2 separate regions of the Homo sapiens genome follow, and region 2 is linked to region 1. A link is an interaction called in ENCODE POLR2A ChIA-PET data of the cell type or tissue named here. Cell type or tissue: OCI-LY7. All regions are shown on one strand.

Evidence for each region. Peaks named below come from ENCODE experiments on the same cell type or tissue, not always from the same donor. Only the 100,000 strongest peaks of a DNase experiment are listed, where the experiment ranks them.
Region 2: POLR2A ChIA-PET joins it to region 1 with 5 read pairs; 2 of 35 experiments call an interaction of 5 or more read pairs at or near these places.

Annotation. Positions count from the first base shown.
Region 1 is chr3:71,984,230-71,986,729 of GRCh38, forward strand. No RefSeq gene overlaps it. Among named protein-coding and RNA genes, the nearest start is that of LINC00877, 110 kb to the right of the region's middle. In OCI-LY7, no CTCF peak of the experiment used is centred here; a DNase peak (open chromatin) is centred at 952; H3K4me3 peaks cover 1,477 bases; H3K27ac peaks cover 2,500 bases.
Region 2 is chr3:72,463,509-72,466,008 of GRCh38, forward strand. LOC105377160 (a long non-coding RNA gene) reads left to right here. Exons shown (of 3, transcript XR_940961.3): 3 at 1-67. Among named protein-coding and RNA genes, the nearest start is that of RYBP, 18 kb to the left of the region's middle. In OCI-LY7, no CTCF peak of the experiment used is centred here; no DNase peak of the experiment used is centred here.

The sequences.
Region 1 (2,500 bases):
CTCTGTTTTAAGAAGGCTTTCACAGGGAGCCCCTCTCTTGCTCTTGACATTTAGAAGTATGGGAAGGTACAGTCCTTTTCCTGAGCTGTCTGACTTTTAGCTGCCAGACACACCTGTAGCAGCCGCCAGATGATGCAGGCTCTTCCTCCTTAGTAACCATCTGTCTACAATGATGGGCAGCCTCAAGGGAGGGTCTCCTCTACCATCTCCCTCTCGTTTCTTCTCCTTGGTCTCTCAACCCCTCTGAATAGCTGAATACCTCCCCTCTTTATATCTTAGCTTTCTGTGGACCAAAACCCAGAAAGGCAAGGGGCTGTGCACCCAGGCGCATAGTTACAATCTGACACCCAATAGATACTTTACGTTCCAGGATGTATCAAAAGCAGGTGGCAGTGGGCGCGGTGGCTCACGCCTGTAATCTCAGCACTTTGGGAGGCCGAGGTGGGTGGATCACTTGTCAGGAGTTCAAGACCAGCCTGGCCAACATGGTGAAACCCCATCTCTACTAAAAATACAAAAATTAGCTGGGCCTGGTGGTGGGTGCCTATAATCCCAGCTACTTGGGAGGCTGAGACAAGAACTGCTTGAACCCGGGATGCAGAGGTTACGGTGAGCCGAGATGGTGCTACTGCACTCCAGCCTAAGCAACAGAGCAAGGTTCTGTCTCAAAAAAAAAAAAAAAAAAATACATGTGGCAAATAAGCACATGAGAACAGTTTTGACATCATTAGTTATTAGGGAGACTCAAGTTAAAACCACAATGAGCTACCAAAAAAAAAAAAAAAAAAAAAGAAAGAACAAAAGCATGTGCAAATCTGTCAAAATCATGATATGAAAATGTGTACACAACATAATGCAGTGTGCCAGCATTCACTGAGATTTCAAAGTCAATTCAAGCAATAGCTATCAGCGCTGGTCCTGTGCTAATCTTAAAATGGCACAAGGCAGTTACGGTCACAGGTGCTTCCCACACACCAGGCATGTACCGAACGTTTCATGTAAGTGTTTCATTTTGAATCAAAACCTTGTGAGGTAGACTATTATTATCTCTAATTTACAAAGGAGGCAAATGAGCTTCAGAGAGAAAAGGAACTTGCCAGAATCTCACAACTGGCTGAACCAAAATTCGGATCCAGGACTTTCTAACTGCAAAGCCCACAATCATAAGCCTTGTGCTTCCCCCATATCCTGTTGGCCCTGACTTCCTTACACGCCTACGAAGTCCTCTGTGATCTCTGCCTGAGGGTTTTCTCCTCTGCACACATGTTGGGCTGCAAGTGCTCAGGAGTTGATACTCCCAAGAGCAGCCCCAGCTGATGATGAATGAGCATTGGAGGGTAAGCATCAGCTTCCTTGCCCCTTGCGGGCCTTAACCCTGGTAGGTTCTGCACAGTCTTCTGAAGGTTCCCAGTTGTCTGCAGTGAAAACCCACTCAGCAACACACAAAATTGGCTTCCTTCTCTTCCCTGTCTCATTTCCCAACTCCCCTAGTGGGATCACTTTCCAAATCAACAGTGTGTACTGAAACTCCTGTCTCAGAGTCTGCTGCTCGGGGGCGGGTGGGGTGGAAGATAGACTCGGTGGGAGGTAGGGTTCCTTATTCTGGAAGAACTTACATATTCTTATGGAGAAAACACACACACACACACACACACACACACACACACACACACACACACGCATGCACAGAGAAGTAGAGAAATAACAAAGACTGTCTCCTGAAGGTAGAACTGCGTGGTATCATGTATCAAAGATAGAATGGGCCTGATGGTACAAAGTGAAGGCAGCTGCACCTGATGACCCCTCACTTTTTTTTTTTTTTTTTTTTTTTGAGACAGGGTTTCACTCTGTCACCCAGGCTGGAGTGCAGTGGTGCTATCTCAGCTTACTGCAACATCTGCCTCCCTGGTTCAAGTAATTCTCCTGCCTCAGCCTCCCACGTAGCTGAGTTTACAGGTGTGCACCACCACACCTGGCTAGTTTTTGTATTTTTAGTAGAGACAGGGTTTTACCATGTTGTCCAGACTGATCTCAAACTCTCGACCTAAGGTGATCCTCCCACCTCAGCCTCCCAAAGTGCTGGAATTACAGGTGTGAGCCACCATGCCTAGTCGACCCCTGATGTTTTGACTGAAAGACCTCAGATTCTCTCCCTTGTGCCACCACCCAGGAGGGTACAAACAGAACAAAATCTGGGCCTTAGGCCTTTCCTCTGATTCCTTAGGGGAATCATATCTGCCCAGCACACTGGGCTGGCTTTGCACAACAGTAAAGTTTATTGCCACGTGAGAGGTGCTAATGTTTTACCACTGAGAATATCTCAGAAGTTAGAACCTCAGGTCCTTCAGTTGTCTTAGCTATGGATGAAAAACCTTCCATCACCCAGCTGCTTGGGTCTTAAGATAGGAAGTGACAGCTACGGTCTTAAGGTAGGAAGCAGTATGTTTTGAGAGCGATCTGTCATTTCTCCACATTTGGCCCACTAGAGTCTTTCTTACTT
Region 2 (2,500 bases), 480 kb after region 1:
AGCACTGGACTTGGTTTTTCTGTTTTTAGAAAGAGCCCTCAAAATAGAGCATCATTTTTCCCACAAACATGATTTCACCTATTGTCTTGATTGTCATTGTTATCCAGTGTACTAAGTACTAGGGAACAGGGCCATTTGTGATAATATTATGAGGGAAGAGAAGACAAGGCTCAAAACCCCAACTAGGATTCTTCGGTTAGAGAGAAAGAAGTGATTGAATGGGAGCATTCAATCATTCCTTCGTTCGACACATACTTACTGAGCACCTATTATGTGCCAACACCACGCTGGTTACTAAAGCTATAATGATGAAGATGACAGATGAAGTTGCTCCCATCACAGAGCCCACTCTTCCATGAAGCTAGACTGCATGCCTACTGGGTGCCATGCCCTCCTAGATAACAGCCTTTGGAAGCAGATGAGACAATCAGACAAGTCACTTCAAAAATGTGTCACAAGCTGGGCGTGGTGGCTCACGCATGTAATCCCAGCTCTTTGGGAGGCCAAGGTGGACAAATTGCTTGAGGTCAGGAGTTTATTACCAGCCTAGCCAACATGGTGAAACCCTGCCTCTACTAAAAATACAAAAATTAGCAAGGCATGGTGGTGGGTGCCCGTAATCCCCGCTACTCAGGAGGCTGAGGCAGGAGAATTGCTTGAACCTGGGAGGCAGATGTTGCAGTAAGCCAAGGTATCACCGCTGCACTCCAGCCTGGTGACAGAGTGAGACTGTGTCTCAAAAAATAAAATAAAAATGTGCCGTGAGTGTGGTGATCAAGGAAGACCAGGAAGCTATGGATGATAAGAAGGAGACCTGGTCTAGTTTCATAGTTCTCTACTGGGGGAAGTTACTCTCCACAGGTGACATTTACAGTGTCTGAAGACATTTTTGATTGTCACATGGGTTGGCGGGGTTGCTACTGGCATCTAGTAAGCAGAAGCCAGAGATGTTGCTAGACATCTACAAGGCACAGGTCAGCCCCCGCACAAAAAGAATTATCCAACTCTAAAGGCCAGTAGTGCTGAGGTTGAGAAACTCAGGTGTGGTCCTTGGGTCAAGTAATGCTTTTGGGAAGAAGTGCAGTTTGACTTGAGAACTGAATGATGCCAGGAGTTCAGAGTGCTGAGAATTGATGTCCACCATCTAATCAGAGGAAATAGTGGAAGGAAAGAGGAATTCACAGGAGCTTGAGCTCAGGATACAGAGACAGTGAGGGGAGGTCGTAGGAGACGAAATGCAAAAATCAGTGTGTACTCAGAGAGACTAGAGGGCCTTCTATGCCGTGCTATGAAATGTGGACTTTATTTGGAGGGCATGATGGCTAATACAGTCTCCACATCATACCCCCCCTCACATACACACATACCCTCTTGGACATTTTTAAAGCCAGTGAGATGATTCAGTTTGCTTTTAGAAAACCCACTCTACCAGCAATGCAGATGATTGGAGAGGGAAGAGATTGGAGGCAGGTGAAACCTTATGCACTATAGAAATGATAAATGGAGGCTGTTGCAGTGAACATGGGGAAGCTGCAATAGACTCCTGAGAATAGAGAAATTTTTATACTTGGTGATGAATTGGATATTGGGAGAGAACGAATTGCTTAGGATGACTCTGGGGTTTCTAGCTGTGGGCTAGTATGAGTGGTGAAGTGTGTTATAGAGAAGCTTGTAAAGGGACACAGTTCAGTTTAGGAAATGCGATGTTGACGGTCCTATGAGGACATCCAGTTGGGCATGTTCTGCTCACATCTGGTGCTGCAAAAAGATCTGTCTATGAGATATGAATGGGACCATTGCTAGCACCCACAGATGGTAACCAAAATCTTAGAAGTGAAAGCAGCATGCCAGGAAAGTGCTGAGTGAGAGAAGAGAAGGCAAAGGGCAGAATGTCAGGGTTCGTAGGTAGGTAAGGAGGCAGAAAGAAGGGACCACAGAGGAGGGGCCAGAGAAGTAGAAAGAAAGAGCAGTGAGGCCCACTGAGGGAAGGATTCACTTTAGGAATGAGAACATGGTTAAGCTGTTTAATGGAACAGAGGTTCAGCAGAATGCAAAATCAGATGGAGCTATTGGACATGTCAATCAGGAGGTCATTGATGACCTTTTCAACAACAGTTTCACTTTAATAGTGAGGGTGGAATTTATTTAAAGACACTTGACTACCCAAATGTAGAGGAAGAAAATAAGAACAGAATGTCTTTATATCTCAGCAGAATTTGAATAGCAGTCATTTTCCAGGCTTGGCAAACAGAAAAGGAGTATACTGATTAATTAGCAGAAAACCAGATTAACAGTAGCCCAAATCATAAGAACAGTTATTGTATACTAAGAAAGAAGTCTGGAGAGCAGCAGCCTCCAAGTTGATTTGGCAGCTTAGCAATGTCATTAAGAATCTGGACTCTTCCTATTTTTCTGCTCTGCCATCTTAACAGTGTTGGCTTTTGTCCTCATGCTTGTATCTCCCTCATGGTCCCAAAATAGCAGCTTGCAGCTCCAAGCA